Linked DNA regions of Homo sapiens: region 1 is linked to region 2. The links are chromatin loops, found by intact Hi-C in ENCODE. Cell type or tissue: gastrocnemius medialis. All regions are shown on one strand. Links, peaks and the distances in the headings refer to the core of each region. The heading gives the core; the rest is flanking DNA.

Evidence for each region. A loop is a pair of places that touch in the nucleus more often than their neighbours do. Peaks named below come from ENCODE experiments on the same cell type or tissue, not always from the same donor. Only the 100,000 strongest peaks of a DNase experiment are listed, where the experiment ranks them.
Region 1: a loop joins it to region 2, with 2.5 times the contacts of the local background. A loop is called at or near these places in 7 of 110 quality-filtered maps.

What each region holds. Positions count from the first base shown.
Region 1 is chr14:75,007,964-75,016,291 of GRCh38, forward strand. EIF2B2 (eukaryotic translation initiation factor 2B subunit beta) reads left to right here. Exons shown (of 8, transcript NM_014239.4): 8 at 1,068-4,403. The coding sequence ends at 1,225. MLH3 (mutL homolog 3) reads right to left here. Exons shown (of 13, transcript NM_001040108.2): 13 at 5,812-8,328. Among named protein-coding and RNA genes, the nearest start is that of EIF2B2, 9.2 kb to the left of the region's middle. In gastrocnemius medialis, for the core only: no CTCF peak of the experiment used is centred there; no DNase peak of the experiment used is centred there; H3K27ac peaks cover 1,681 bases.
Region 2 is chr14:74,909,861-74,918,188 of GRCh38, forward strand. RPS6KL1 (ribosomal protein S6 kinase like 1) reads right to left here. Exons shown (of 12, transcript NM_031464.5): 6 at 1,934-1,981; 7 at 1,388-1,520; 8 at 1-288. Among named protein-coding and RNA genes, the nearest start is that of RPS6KL1, 9.2 kb to the right of the region's middle. In gastrocnemius medialis, for the core only: a CTCF peak has its summit at 4,316 (motif pointing right); DNase peaks (open chromatin) are centred at 4,351 and 7,181; H3K27ac peaks cover 3,004 bases.

The DNA.
Region 1 (8,328 bases), core at 168-8,167, 98 kb after region 2:
GACCTGACCAAGTCCATGTTAATTTGTTCTGAGACAAATATATTTTAGATTTGTTGGGGCTATTGTGGGTTGGATCATTTAGCATTGTCTGGGTTTGGCTTTGCATGCTGTTTGAGATATAGACAACAACCAGTTGGGAAAATGTACCTGTTTTCCTGCTATAAGGAGTCATTTTGGTGAATTGACTCCCAAAGGAAGCAGGTTGTGAAATGTTCCTCCTTAGAAAACTCACCTGTAGCCTGGATAGTCTCATGTCTTGGGGTTCTTTTCTCTGGCTTCTTCTGAAGGCAGCAGCTCAGCTCATTACGCGTGCAGCCTCATCAGCAAGGGTGGCCTTACACACCATCTGAGAGCAACGCATAGTAGTTGGTTGGGGTCCTAGTTCCTCTTGGAAGTTGATTGACTTCATCCCTTTATTTAAATAAACATTCAATCTTCAAGAAATAGTTATTGAGCACCTACAATGTATCCAGCACTCTTCTAGGCACTGAAGATAAAACAATGAATGAAAAAGATAAGGCCCTGTTCCCACACATTCTATTGTGGAAGACAGATGAGAAAGTATCAGGTCATGGGATGCCTGAGGACAAGCAAGGCTGATGTGGTAGAAAGTGGCTAGGGGCCTGAGATTGAGGAAGGGTCTTAATGAGATGACATTTCAGCTGAGTCCTGAATGAACAGAGTCCACCATATGAAGATCATAGTTTTCTATGAGCTGGTGCAGGGGCTTAGCCAGTTAGAAAAGGATGGCCATACATGGCTAGACAGTAATGAGCAAGGGGGAGAGTGGTCCAAATTGTAATTCATGTGGTGTGTCAGGGAGGGCCCAGATCTTAAACTTCAATCCTGAGTTTGAATTTTATTCTGAGGGCTGTGCAGAGGCATGGGAGAGTTGTAAGCAGGGATTGTCATGATCTGAAGTCATCTCTTCTGGTTTGCATTTTTCCATAGCTTCCCGTCCTTGGGGAGCTAATATGCCTGCATTCTCGAGCCTGGAATCTATATGCTACTTAATTATGAGAGAGGGAGCCTCAGTTTTACCTTTAGCATGTGTGCTTGCCTTTCAGGGGACATTCTGGAGAAGGTCAGCGTGCATTGCCCTGTGTTTGACTACGTTCCCCCAGAGCTCATTACCCTCTTTATCTCCAACATTGGTGGGAATGCACCTTCCTACATCTACCGCCTGATGAGTGAACTCTACCATCCTGATGATCATGTTTTATGACCGACCACACGTGTCCTAAGCAGATTGCTTAGGCAGATACAGAATGAAGAGGAGACTTGAGTGTTGCTGCTGAAGCACATCCTTGCAATGTGGGAGTGCACAGGAGTCCACCTAAAAAAAAAATCCTTGATACTGTTGCCTGCCTTTTTAGTCACCCCGTAACAAGGGCACACATCCAGGACTGTGTCTTGCCTTTCAGATCTTAACAGAGCAGCAGGGCTTAACTTGTTGATTTTGGAGCCTCTTAGTGACCTGGTTGCGTCTGTGTCAGGAACTTAAACTTTCTGGTTCAGTAGTGTGTTAAACATAACACTGAATACCTTACTGGGATACAGATTTTTGCTCAGAAATGGCTATGACACTTTTTCTAGGCTCTACCAATAAAAGCCACTTGAAGGTTCCATAGTTGGTTTATTTATTGTCCTACTCTGACAGAACTGCTTGAAACAGCAGCAGCAGAGCCTTTTTTGTGTTTGCATAGAGGGCTGTAGTTAGCGGGAAAAGTGTACAACATGGTAGTACTGGCCAGATGCAGTGGCTCCCACTTGTAATCCTGGACTTTGGGAGGCTGAGGTGGGAGGCTTGTTTGAGGCTTGTTTGAGGCCTGGAGTTTGAGATTAGCCTGGCAACATAGCAAGATCCTGTCTCTACAAAAAAATATTTTAAAAAATTAGCCAGACATGGTGGCACATGCCTGTGGCCTCGCTATGCTGGAGGCTGAGGTGGGAGGATCACTTGAGCCCATGAGTTCAAGGCTTCAGTGAGCTATCATTGTACCACTGCACTCCTGCCTGGATGATAGAGCAAGACTCTGTCTCTAAAAAAATAACAAGTACAAATGAAAGTATAGTTTCCTTTACAATTCACTGCTCCTGGCCCCAAAGTTTGTTCATAGTCTAAAACAGTAGTTCCAAAACCTCGCTGATCATCAGAATCACCTGAGAGTGATTCCGATCACTCACTCACACAGTCTTGGGTTTCATCTCAGTCCTACTGCATCTGATCTCAGGGTTACTACCTGGGAATCTGTTTAAAGCTTCCCAGAAAAGGATAGTCTCATGTAGTGTTTATAGGACTATAAATTGGTACAGCCTTTTAGAGGGCAATTTGGAAGCTGTATTTCTAGAATTATTTGTACAAGCAAAAAGATTTATACAGAGTGTTCAGTGTAGTAGTTGTAATGTCATAGCCTAAGTGTCCAGCAATAGGAGAAAGGTTAAGTATTGACAGTTACACCGTGGAACATTATACATGGCAATAGAAGTTTCAAAAGGATGGCTGGAGGGGCAGTGTCTGGATTGAAGGCATTTGGGCTGGTTCACTGCATTTAATGTGAATTTGTTACCAATATTTAAAAATCTGGAGATTGCACATTTCAAAAATTCAGATTTCTTGCTTTTCTTGAAAACTCAAATTTGGCAACTCTGGGCCAACATTTCCAAATGGCAGTAGTTAGTTTGTGGTTGGGTAACATCTGATGCCATTGGATGGAACATCTCCAGTTTTCTGCAGTTCCTACTGGATCCATTTAACTCATTTATGTTATCTGCCTAACCCCTGTAGGCATTTGAGTTGTGATCCTGGTGTTAAAAGAATGGGACAGATTTGCAAGGAAGTCCATTTGATACTCTGTTAGTTAAAAACAAGCTGGGGAAAAAAAACACAACAAGCTGCAGAGCAATATGCATAATACGGACTCATTTCCATAAAACAACACTGGCTGGGCGCAATGGCTCACGCCTATAATCCCAGCACTTTGGGAGGCTGAGGAGGGCAGATCACTTGAGGTCAGGAGTTTGAGACCAGCCTGGTCAAAATGGCGAAACTAAAATACTATAATAAAATTTTTAGTTCCACTAAAAATACAAAAATTAGCCAGGTGTGGTTGTGGGTACCTGTAGTCCCAGCTACTCGGGAGGCTGAACTTGGGAAGTAGAGGTTGCAGTGAGCAGTGCCATTGGGCCACTGCACTTTAGCCTGGGCAACAGTGGGTGAGACTCTGTCTCACAAAAACAAAACAAAATTATATGTACACGCATAGGGAAACAGTATAGAAGTATAATACCAAGCACAGCAAGCAGAGGGACATCCTCTAATTTTGTTGACATGTTTATGCTTACATATTGTTTCCGGTTTTTAACCTAAAAAGTCTCCCAGGTGATCCAGATTTTCTGCCATGTTTAGGAACTAGTGGTCCAAAGCAGGGCCTCTTGTGCAGTGTCTGTGTGGGTGGAGGGAGCACTAAGAATCTGCATGTTTAACAAATAGCCTGTGGGCTTTGAACAGGTGATTTGAAACCACATTTTGGTTAACACTGGGCAGAGGTAGGTTCTGAGGGAAAGGTCTCTATTCTTTGATATCTCTTTGAGAGCGATCTTTGCCTTAGGTCTTCCAGAGAGGGGAAAAAAGTAAGACCTCAGAAAGTCGGCATTTTACACTGACCTAAAAGCTGTATGACTCAGAAGAGCCTGACTCACTCAGGCTCAGTCTTTCTATTATTTCTTAAAGCATCTAAGACCCCACGCTTTCTCAGTGAAGTGGCTTGTAGCTACCAATTACGAGCAATTGTCTCCTCCAAAGGCACCAATTCTAACAGCAATTCACTTGGGTACAATTGTGTGGTTTGGAGTAAGAGCAGCAGTGAGGCAAGGAACTTAAATCTGTTCCTGGCTCCAAAAATGCTTTATGATACTTGTCCTTTGTCCATCTTAGTCTCTGTGTCTAAAATTAGCACCAACATCCTTCCCAGGCATGACTGAGTTGGATGAAGGTTATAAGGGTAGAAGCTCTCTTTCTGGTCAGCTCTTACAGTGCCTAGAACAGAACTGCAGGAATGCATACTTTTTAGAATCTTTATGACCCCAATTAAGTAAACCCTATTAAGGCTCATCTTCTTATTTCCCCTCTCTCCGTTTCCCTATTTGAGGAGGGGTAAGTATCAGAAAGAGAGAACCTGAACTGAACAGGAGGAAACAGAAGTTCCACATCAACTCACTACCTGTCAGCCTTGGTATCAGGGGTGCCCACCTCCCACCCCTGCCTTGCTGGCGGAACCGAGAAACTCGGAAAAAAACAAACAAAAAAACAACTGTTGTAGCTTGGAGAGAATTAATAGAACTAGGATTCCATGGATGTGAAAGTCTTCCTCAATATGCTAAATAAACCAAGTTAGATAACAGTGCAGTTTGTAAAGACACTTTTTTCCCACGGTTTCTATCTTCCAGTTTGGGCAGAGGGCAGGAAAGGCACAATTCTTGGAACTTGAATAAGGAACAGAAATTCCTAATTTAGCCTCAGAAGAGACATCTCTGAAAAATACTCTACCAGGAAAAACTGAAGTGTAAAATGATACCTCAAAGAAATCAATGCTGGAACCCATAGGATCATATGTTTCATGGATGTGCTTCAAAACTATTTCTCAAAGCAATCTGTTGCATCAGTCTTTGGGCTAATGAAGGCTGCCAGTCACAGTTCCATCATGGAATGACTGGCATACTCTGTAATGATCTATAATACTACAACTACATCAGAACTGCTCTGCCATACAGATAGTACCAGATGGTGATGTGATTATTGTAAAGGCCTCACACTATCCACCTGTCCTTGCAAAAACTCCCTTAGCAGACATGCACCTAGTTGACATGAAAGAACAATTTTGAAATGTGATTTGGAAGTGTTTTATATCTGGCCTACTTTGCTTTGAATTATTCTTTCATTTGCCAAAGAGCTCTTGCAAGGTACTGCACAATGGCTAGGCAATTATTATTATTAATAGTAAAAACTGCAATTGCTTTTGCACCAACTTAAAGAGCTAAAGTCTAAGCTTCCAGTCTCCCAGCATCCCTCACACGATGGAGGGCAGCACTTGAGTCTAATCATGCTTGAGATGGTGATTGCCTGATATGTATATTAAATACTATGCTGAAGAGACGGATCCTTTCAATAGTGTTTTTTTCAAGCATGTTACATTTAGAATTAAGACCTGCCTAGAAAATAAGCTACTTAGTGCTGAAGAAACAAAAACTTGACAAGATTCCTAAGTTATCATTTATATGTAATATTCTTCCTACAACACTGGGTTTGGAAGGATAATAAATACATAAAAATAAAATTCTGCAGTTAATATGAAAAAGAGGTAATGCAGTGTTGAATAATGAGAAACTGCTAATTGCGGTAGCTAACTCCAAGCCACTTTTTTTGGACTGCTCGGCCCATCATGGGGCATTCCTTACTTTGGAAGTAGATAAGAGCAAGTTGGAAGGCCAGAGTCAGGCAAGGCTGGCCAAATCCCACTTCTGCAGGCTGCTGCTTGAATCATCCTGGCCTGATAGATTCCCACATGCAGCACACTGCGATTCCCACACGCTTGGATCCGGTTGCCTGGACTATATCCGATGCTTCTGGGTAAGACTGAGTGCTCTGTAACTAATGGGCCTGGGGTGAAAATGATCCAAGGGTTGGAAACATCCTAAGCCATGTGATAACCTCTTTTTTTTCTTTATATCCCCCACAAGTTCTGATACAATACATTTAGAAAGGAACTCACTGAAGATTTGCTGAATGAAGAGAGGGATGGAAGGAAAAAGGAAGGAAGGAAGGGTTTATTTGATGCAGATTCTTCAGCATTTTGTTTTCACAGACTCCCTTCTTTTCCCCTCTTCTGGACCCACCTTTTTGCCATCTCACCGTTGATGAGCAGCTTCAGCTTAGAGGGTAAAGACAGGCATGATCGCGACTGGCCAGCATACTGGCCGGTTCTCTCTGTTAGCAGACTTTTGCCAAGGGTTTGGATGGAATGGGTGGCTCTTCAGGTGGAAAACAGGTCGTGGGGGTCAGGTTTTGGGTGCCTGAAACTGCTCTTCCTTCACTCCACTGTGCCATGACTGGCTCCCACCCGAAGCTTCAGCTGAGCTGGCTTGTCAGGGCTCGCTAGGAACTGCTGAGCTGCATCTGTCCTTACTTGGCGTGGCTTCCTCAGCCCCCTCCACATCTCAAGAACGTGGCCTTGGGCCCCTTTCTGCTCTGACCATTTTGCTTGCCTGGGTTTTTTCACTGTCTGCCATGCGCAGATCCCAGCTGTTCATTTGTACCTGACCTCTGACTGCTAGAACCTCTCCATTCTTACATCTCATGTAGTTCCAGGTCCCCAGCCAGGTTCTGGATGTTACCCAAGCCCCCTCCCCATTCTCCAGCTTCATTCTAGCCTACACTTTATGCTTTGCCTTAAGCTTTTCTGATACTAGCTCCTATTACCATCTCTAGTCTTAATTCTGATAGTGGGACTGCTAGCTCCTCTTCTTTCAATAATAAAGGGCTAGCTGTAACTAGCTGTGACTCTGTGATACCTAACGCCAGAAGAAGCTACTATATTCTATCATTAGTTTCCTTGTCTTTCTCAGTGACTAAAGCTAAGCCTCTTGAAGGTAGAGACAGCCATAGGAACCTTCACTTCTCAATGAAGTGTTGATGAATGTTACAGAAAAAGGAACTCTCAAGAATGGCTGCATTTTACATCTCATCTCTCAAGTTTTACTCTGAAGTTACTAAAGCCTTCAGCGACCAGAATCTAATAAAGGTGAATCACCAAGTTTATAAATGAATGAATTCCTAATAAATTAAAAATATAAGGGATAGCATATGGGTAATAATGGGAAGGACTGTGCAGTTTGAAGTCACTCAGACCTGGGTCTGAATTCTGGCTCTTACAGCTAAGCCTTCAGCAAACCAGTTAACAGCTCCGAGCTTCGAAGTTTTATTATACAAAGGTGACAACTAGGTTCCTAAGAGGAACCTTCGTTTCCCACTTTGTAAAATGGTGATAAAGCTACCACCTTACCTCATGGACTGTCAAGAAACTAAACTAAGATAAAGTATGAGAAAAATTATTTTGTAAACCTTAAAGCACAATATAGGTATTAATGATTACTATTATAAATTACATGTATCTTTGTTCTTATGGCATCTGAGTTAAAAACAACATAAAACCCTAACAGGCGATAAAGGTAATCTATTAGATATTTTTCCCTAATAGGTTGTTTTTATGCTGAGGCATGCCCCCACACTTATAAATTATGAAAACAGAATAATTATCTCTTACATTGCTTGAGTCAGGCTAGTCAGGAAGGCCGGTTACATAATTTATGGAGGACTTTTTCTAATCCTCTGCTACTCTCAAGAAAACAGTAGTTGGGATTACATATAGCAAAACCTTCTGAAATCATAAGAGGCACTGAGACACTTTTTAAAATCCCTCAAATTGGTCTGGCCTTAAAAGATTTTTACAACTCCCAGGACAGTTGGCCTCCATGCAGCCCTCAAGCAGGGAGGCGGAGGCCCTGAGGCCACACTGCCACACTGGGCCTGGAGGCAGAGCCCCTGACAGCCTGGCAAATCCTCTGAAAACTCTCTCCTTTCTAAGGTCATGTCTTCCCATCTATAAAACATCCGTTTATATGTATTTAGAAGAATAAAAGCCATTTTTTAGACAGTAGGGCCTGTTCTTCAGGATTCCAATTACGTAAATCTACAAGGATCCCCTTGAAAACAAGTGAAGGTTTTCTCTGAACCTTCTCTGGGGCAGACGCTAATGAATGCAATACTTTCATTGCTCCTGTAAGATTCACTTCAAGGCTGCTGGCAAAGGAACTTTTCTTCCATGAGCACGAATTGGTTTCCTGTATTAAAAAATGAGGAAAATCATTCAATTGATATAAAAGCCACTTTGAGCAGGCTGGTCAGGAAATACAAAAGTAGAAATTCTCATTGCATCATCTTACTAATTGTATAGCACCCCAGTTGCAATAAACATTACCAGCTGGCTTTTTGCATTTTTTTTCTACTATGCAATTTTAGTCTGTTGAGTCCTATTAACCACAAATCATGTGAAAAGGTGCGGGAAAAATAGATTGAGAATGGCATAACAAGCATTTGCAGAACGATCAGTCCTGGTCCCAAGTGATATTATAAGGGCAATAGATAGGCATAATGTAATAACACCAAGATACCGTTTGAAAGGGACCCAAAGAACCCTTGTCTCCTGAAAGAAAAAGTGTAAAGATATTTGGTTAGGTTGAACGTATGTATGCTGTGTTTTGATATGACAA
Region 2 (8,328 bases), core at 57-8,056:
GGTCCGAGGAGCCAGAGGTGCTGGTCCTGGCTGTGGGTTCACCTTCAGCCTCCCTCTGGGGTCTGGTGGATGGGGCCTCCCCAGCTAGGAGAAGGTTCGGAGAAGTCCTAGGAGGCTCCAGGGCGATTCTGTCCTGGCCAGGGGCATGGCCTGAGGGAAGCCTCGCTGGGGTCAGGAGGTTGAGGTGGGGGTTGAGCTGAGCCTTCATCCTCTCCTGGGTAGAGCCAGAGCTGAGCCCAGAATGTCGGGAGTGCGCCTGGGAGAGCAGGTGGGACCAGAGAGTGCCTCCTGGGCCATGCAGAGGGAGCGGTGAGCGTGGGGACAGGGAGAAAAAGAGTATGGATGCCAGGGCCGGCTCCCACTCCTGCCTCCCTTCTGTCTTGGGCGCAGACTTTCCGCCTCTGGGTGTCCTGGCCTAGTTCAGCCCCTCACCTCTGCTCCCTCCCACCCCTCAGCTTAGAATGCCCTCTGCCCTCCTCTTGACCCAACTAAAGTGGGCCCAGCCTTACAAACTGGCACACCACCGAGAGATGTCCAGCACTATCAGTGTCTGTGGTTTGGGTGGTGGGTTCACTAGTGTGAACACTGTTTTTAGGGAGACCGATATAAAGAAATTTAAAGAAAAGTCAGGCACACACTTATGATGACTATATGTCATGACCCCAGATGTGCACCTCACTTTAAAAAGTCATCAATACAACCATCAGTATCTGCTACATGGCCCAGTTCCTGTCCTCATAACTTCAGTCACCACCACCCTGTCTGGCCACTCCCAAGGGATCGGCACAACCCGGAAAAATGAAAAGAGCCAACGCTGGAGGAAACAGCGACAGAGGAGACAGCTGTGATTCTCACGCCCACCCACGATGTGGACATCCACCCCAGGATGTCCCCTGCCCCCTTGGTACCACACAGGGGCCCACAACAGCCTGACTGGCCTCCAGAAAGGCCGGGTCCCCTGGTCTGTGCTGTACATCTGGTGCAAGCTCCGCCCCTCCCCAGGGCTCAGCTTTTTTTTTTTTTTTTTTTGAGGCGGAGTCTTGCTCTGCTGCCCAGGCTAGAGTGCAGTGGCGTGATCTTGGCTCACTGCAACCTCCACCTCCCGGGTTCAAGCCATTCTCCTGCCTCCACCTCCCAAGTAGCTGGGATTACAGGCACGTGCAAGCACACCTGGCTAGTTTTTGTATTTTTAGTAGAGACAGGGTTTCACTATGTTGGCCAGGCTGGTCTTGAACTCCTGACCTCAGTTGATCCGCCTGCCTCGGCCTCCCAAAGTGCTGGGATTACAGGCGTGAGCCACCACGCCCTGCCAGGGCTCCGCATTTTAAGGGTTGACGACATACCCCAAAGGCCTGGGGAGCTGACAGGGGGCCCCAGGCCTGCTCACCTTGCACATGCTCCAGGTGCAGGAAGATGGAGTCCTCGCTCACAAAGTACCTGAGCAGCTTCGTCATGTAGGGGACTCCGTGTGGGATGATGGTCAGCCGCTCCCTGCTCACCATGTGGCACCTGGGTAGGCTCTGGGAGCAGCAGGGCAGGCAGATCAGCCGGGGACAGGCCAGAGACTGCTGCTGTTAGGGGACCTCCTAGCCCTGGCTTCAGGGGCACCCGAATGAGGGTGGAGCAACTGCCTCCCTCAGTTCCTGACCTGTCCTTACCCCCACTGCCCCTGTAGAATCTGGGTCCTCCACCCTCTAGCCAAAGAGGGGGCAGTGTGTGTGCATGTGTGTTTGTGTGTATGTGTATGTGTATGTGTATGTGTGTGTGTGCATGCATGTGTGTCCATCTGGAAAGTGGGGCATGTTCAGGCAGAACAACCAGCTTTTGTGGGAGGGAGTGCAGGCTTCAAATGCAGGTTCTGGGTAGGAGTTTCCAAGAGCCCTGAGAAAGATCCAAGGGGAATGCAGAGTGGCAGGGGCAGGGTGGCACCTGCCTTCACCACAAAGGTCCCTCCGGTTGCCGGGTCCTGGACCAGCTGCACCTGCCAAAGTCCAAGAGGCACTGGTTAAGGCAGGTACTAGCTCCTGGGGCTCCGTGACCCCAGCCTGACCCCCTCCCAGGTTCCTCCACTGAGGCTGACTCACTCCAGTGGCAGGGCAGGGAGGGCGGGCTTTGGTGGCACTCCTGAAGCAGACATCGATCCTATCCTGCTCACCCACCCCTGCTAGACCTGTGGTCTCAGATGCTGCCTCCTCCAGGAAGCCTTCCCAAGATTACAGGGGCTGGGGTCCCTAATCTGCCTCCAATGCTCTCTTAGTTCACCCTTAGGAGAGCCTCTTCACACTGTCTAATCTGTCTCCCACTGGACTGTGAGCTCAGTATTCCCGGAGCCCTGCACAGTGCAGGGATGTAGTAGGTGCTAGACACATGCACTGTGAGCAGCCCGGGCCTTGGCTCACTGTGTGCGTGGTGGGCATGCGAGCAGAATGCCCTGCCCTCTCCCTGCCCACGCTGGGCCAGGCCTCATGCCACCTGACGGGAGGGCTGAGAAGCCCTGTTCCACCTGGACCCCAGAGATCAGCTGAGAAGCCCTGTTCCACCTGGACCCCAGAGATCAACTGAGAAGCCCTGTTCCAACTGGACCTCCAGAGATCAACCCCTCACCCAAGGCCTTAGCTAGAGCCCCAACATCCTGCAGGGTCTGAGGTGTCATGGCTGGAAGGGACCTCAGAGCCAGTCACTTCCTCTGATCTCTTGTTTTACAACTGAGGAAGCCGCAGCTCTGAGGTGACTCCAGGTCTCCCCAGCGCAGCCATGTTGTGTGGGCTTGGCACGCTGCGTTCAGGCCTTTTTCCCACTCCACTCCACCCCCTTCATTTACACACACCCCCATGACACAAGTTTATCTATGTGAAAAACCTGCACATGTACTCCTGACTGCAAATAAAAATTTAAAATAAATAAGTAAAGTCCGCTTGAGAGGCCGTCTTTGGAGAGCAGCCTCTCCTTCTTGTGTTGGTTTCCATTAGAGGCAGACGCTGTCAATCGCAAGGTCAGGGCCATGTTTGGAGTTGGGCCCTTGACTCATCTGCATGGTGGGCAGGGGCGGGCCCCAGCATAGGAGCGGGCACATGGGTACGTCGAGGGCGGGAAGGCAGAGGATTCAGCCCAGGTGAGGGCATGTGGAGGCAAGGCCAGCACCCTGGGGTTGTGACTCCTTGGCTGTTGGCCTGCCCTGCGGACATTCCCCAGGGAGGCTGTGGCCAGCCATGGTCGGGGTGGGAACTGGGCCCTGAGGCCAGGCTGCTGGGCAGTGAGGAAGGCCACAGCTTGGGATCAGGGTAGGGGAAGGGGCACTGGGCTTCGATCCTGGGCAAATTGAATTGATTTTCTCATCTACCAACCAGGAATTCCAAATGCCTACCTTCCCTACATCTCTGGATTGTTGAAGCCATTCTGAAAGCCCTTGGTGAGGGCCAGGTGTGGTGGCTTATGCCTGTAATCCCTGTAATTTGGGAGGCCAAGGCGGGTGGATCACCTGAGGTCAGGAGTTCAAGACCAGCCTGGCCAACATGGTGAAACCTCGTCTCTACTAAAAATACAAAAATTAGCTGGGCATAGTGGTGCCCGCCTGTAATCCCAGCTACCTGGGAAGCTGAAGTAGGATAATCACTTGAACTCAGGAGGCAGAGTTGCAGTGAGCCTAGATCAAGCCACTGCACTCTAGTCTGGGCAACAGAGACAGACTCCATCTCAAAAACAAAACAAAACAACAAAAAACAAAAAACCAAGAAAGCCCTTGGTGAGTGGAAAGGCTGTGAGAATGTCAGTGATCACATCTGCCAAGTCACATGGCCTCTCTGAACCTTGCTCTTTTTAAGTACAAAACGGGGTCATAGCAGCACTTCCTTCAGGGGGTCCTGAAGAGGATTCTGTTAAAGCAGGCAATTCAGGCAGAGCAGCAGCCTGCACCTGCCGCAGAACACACCCTTGATAACCTGTCGTGATTATTACCAGTGTCATCCGAGGGGAAGCCCACCCTGGCTGTAAAGTGGTTACTCTGTGCTAAGCACTTTACATAGGTTGTTTAATTTTATCCCCACAATCCTGCCAAAATTCAGGCCTGAGCCTCAGAGAGGTTATGTTGCCTACTGTCCCACTGCTAAAAAGTGGTCAAGTCAGGACCTGAACCCAGACAGGCTGATCCCGGAGCCCTGCAGACTTTACTGGAACTGGGGGCACAACCAGGTGACCCTGGCAATGGCCTTCCCTCCTGAGCCTGTTTCTCCATCATCAGTGAAAGGAAGGCAGTGGACTAGATGAGAGCGCCCAGGACCCTTTTCTCAGCAGGAGCGAGGTGTCCTCTCCAACCACCAGAGGTCTCTCCTCCAACAGCCAGAGACCGAGTCCAGCCTGGGCTTGGCTCCCTGACCAAACTTGTGCAATGTTAGAAAAAGCAAGGAAGAAAACTCTGGAGTCATTTAGGAGAACAGAGTTTCCCACAAATCCTGACACCCCAGATAATTCCCCACTGTCCCTTGCCAAGTGGGATTCCCCACCACCTGGTCCTGGGCAAGGGCCTGTAACTGACAGAGTCCAAAAAAACTAGCGAAGGAGGGAAGGCTGAGGAGGCCAGAAATAAACCTTGATCCATACACTGAAAGATTTCTGTTAAAAACATATTAAAACCAACCTCAGTATTCAGAAATAATTAGACTAAAACATTAACAGTGATTATCTTGGAGTTCGGCAGGATTCAGGGGATTTTCTTTTTCTTCTCCTTTTTCTTTCATTATATTTCAAAAGGGCAGCAAAGCAGCAGGCATTTTCCCATTCATCCAACCAAACAAGAAACTCCTTTTACTCAGTGGTTTGGAGGATGGAGGACTGTCTAGTGCCTTGACTTCTTTGTTTATTATTTATTTTTTTGAGACGGAGTTTCACTGTTGTTGCCCAGGCTGGAGTGCAATGGTGTGATCTCAGCTCACTGCAATCTCTGCCTCCCAAGTTCAAGCGATTCTCCTGCCTCAGCCTCCCAAGTAGTTGGGATTCCAGGCATGTGCCACCACACCCAGCTAATTTTGTATTTTCAGTAGAGACGGGGTTTCACCATGTTGGTCAGGCTGGTCTTGAACTCCTGACCTCAGGTGATCCACCCACCTTGGCTCCCCAAAGTGTTGGGATTATGGGTGTGAGCCGCTGCGCCCAGCCCCGCTGACTTCTTTGAACCTCAGTTTAATTCTCTGTAGGACAAGTATTAAAATGCAGCACTGTCCAATTGAACTTCTTATCATGATGGCAGGATTATATGTCTGCACTGTCCAATATGGAAGCCAGTAGCCACATGGGGCCATTGAGCACTTGAAATGTGACTGGTGCAACTGAGACACAGATGACTTCATTTTAATGAATATGAATGCACAGAGGCTTATGTGCCTAGTGACTACTGTGTTGAACAGCACCCTATAAGGCTTCGTTCCCCCATGGTGACTGTGAGGATTTAATGCCACAGCTCTGTAAATGAGAAGGTTCCATACAACTGTCGGGTGAGCCTTCCATTTGGGAAGATGGAAGGCAGTTCTGAGTGCTTTCTCTCACCTTTTAAAAAAGAGCAATTGTTTTAAATAAAGAGACCCACTGAATTCTTGGGACAGAGGGACAATTAAAGCTTTGGTGAAACACGGTAAACCTTTTCTTTAAAGATGCACAAAGTATCAAAATCCCAGGAGGACTCTCCCATGGAACAAACAAGCCTAAAGGTTTCAAACAAGTTCTTAAACTCAAAGGTCCACAGGGGCCAGGCATGTGAGCAAATAGGCAGGGTGGAGGCGCAGAAAGGAGGGCTGGTGCCCCGTCTAAGGCAGGCATCTCCTCCTCCACTCCCTGCTGCCACAGGGGAATGGGAGGCCAGCGTTTCCAGATCTGATTTTTTCAAGAGAAGCAGGAAATCTGGACTTTTATAAGAATCTGCACATTTTCAAATGTTGGTAACAACTAAAAAAACCCAAAAAACAAACAACAAAAAAAACACCCCTGTGTTTAAGCCAAATAAAAGAAGAAGTGACTTGGATGACCTTCTTTTTCTTCCTCCACCCTGTCTCAGAGCCTGGCTCCTGCACGAGGCTCAGCAAATACCCGGTGATGTCTCCCTGGCCCCCAGGCTCTGAGGCCAGGCCCTCGGGTATTCTGGCTGCTTGCCAAGTCCCGACCCACCCACCTCACTGCTCCCTGCCACCATCTCTTCAGCCCTTAGTTATCCTAACAGCCGGACACGTTAGGGGTCACTCAAGCATCATCCCGAGCAAGCCCTTTGCTTCCTCCCTGGGCCTGAGGGTTGCTGCTGGCTGGCACTGCCCACTTGCCCAGATCTGTCTGGGCACAGCTGTGGAATGGAACAAGGGTGACAGTATATCCAAGTCTGGCTGCAGGGACCCAGGCCCAGGGGCAGTAACACCTTTCCTAATTTGAGGAAAGTGATGCTCCTGGCTTGGGCATGACACAGGGAAAGGAAGTAGGATCTCAGGAGGGAGGTGAAGTCCTTAAGTTGAGTACCCAAGACAGGATAAAAAAGAAAAAAAAGAAGGGTAGTCCTGAAATAGAATGCGGCGGGCCACTGGCTCACGCCTGTAATCCCAAGTGCTTTGGGAGGCCTAAACGGAGGTGGAGGATCACCTGAGGCAAGGAGTTCGAGACCAGCCTGGGCAACACAGCGAGATCTCTCTACAAAAAATAGAAGACAATAGCAGGGCTTGAGACTGTGGTCCCAGCTACTCAGGAGGCTGAGGTGCGAGGATTGCTTGAGCCTGGTAGGTCGAGGCTGCAGTGAGCCGAGATCACGCCACTGCACTCCAGCCTGAGCTACAGAGCGAGACCCTGTGTCAAGAAAAAAAAAAAATGGTTGGGCTTGGCTTTAATTTGTGCTTTCCATCTGCAGGGGCCTCGAAACACTGGATTCCTAAACCACTTTCCTGAGGCTAAACAAGTTTGGGGAATTCTGTGTCACAGTGTACATCTGCACCTAAACACTCTAAGAACTCCGATCATTAAGAAACAAAGCCATATAACTTCAACTCGCTGTTTTCCTATCATACTCAGCTCAGAACCCCTCTCACCACAACACCTATGGTTCAGCGGGATCGTACCGGGAGGCACGGTGTCAGTCACCTCCCGGCCAGTCCCTGGGAACGGCTGTGCTCAGCCAAGGTTGGGTCGTGGCCACTGACACTCAAGCAGTGGGGAGGGGACCGTGGCAGATGGAAGCTGGCAGGGCCTGCGCTGACAGTCTGGGACCTGCCCCAGGGACCCAGGAGAAGCAGCTGGAGTAAGGCCCGGGAGCAGAAGCCTGCGTGCCTCCCAGCTCACTCCTGTCACTTGTATTTAGAGCCATCAAGCACGTACTCAGTGTCACAGCATGTGCCAGGTCTTTCCCCAAAATTGTTTTGTTTTACCTCCCAGATCACCCCATTGGGGGAGAATTCTCATCTCACTTTCCAGAGGAAGAAACCACAGCTCAGAGAGCAGGGGGCTTGCCCGTGGCCACCCGGGGTGGTGCCCAGCGCGGGGCCTTCCCTCAGGCAGCATGTCATCCTCTTGCCTGTGGGAAGTACAGGACTGTCTCCTTTTCTCTGTGGGCCCCCAGATCTACCAAAATCACCCAGTGAGTATGTTAAATAACAGATTCTTGGGCATCTGTATTTTTAGGAAGCTCTCCATTTAGCCAGCTTGGTAAAGAACTTCTTGGGTGACTATTCCAGGGTTCAGGGGAAGAGGGGAACCTCATACTGGCTGGACTCTGATTTGACCTCATTGTCTGTCCTTCTAATCAGAAGCACTCTAACAATGAGTGCCCCGAGTAAGGGTTGGGACGTCGCCTCCTATCTTCTTGTCTGCCCTGAATAAGGCAAAGCATGCGAGATAGCATTGGGACAGGGTAAAGTTACAGTTAGGTCAGGAGAGGAAAAAAAGGGCAGACTTGCCAAGGCCCTGGGCAAGGACGGGCCAGAACGGGCCCTCTCTGGACAGGTTTCTGGAGTTGAGCACGTCCCAGCCGCAGGAAGTCCCCAGCTGTGCTCGGTAGAGCGTCTTGGCTGCAGCCCTGGGGTTCAGGGTGAGTGTGGTGGGGGTGCTGTGGGAAGCGGGAAGTGGGAGTGAGCAGGGCCTCGAGGACTGGCAGGGTGCCCTGGGCATAGCTCCTCGCTCCTCCTGCAGTTTCTGTCCCAACTCTCCCAAGGAGCAGGTTTTCTGGATCTGAGCTGCAGGGCTGTGGAAAGGGCCTGTCTGCCTCTTCTTTTTATATTTTATTTTATTTTATTTTATATTTTATTTTATTTGAGATGGGGTCTTGCTATGTTGCCCTGGTTGGCCTCTAACTCCTGGGCTCAAGCAGTC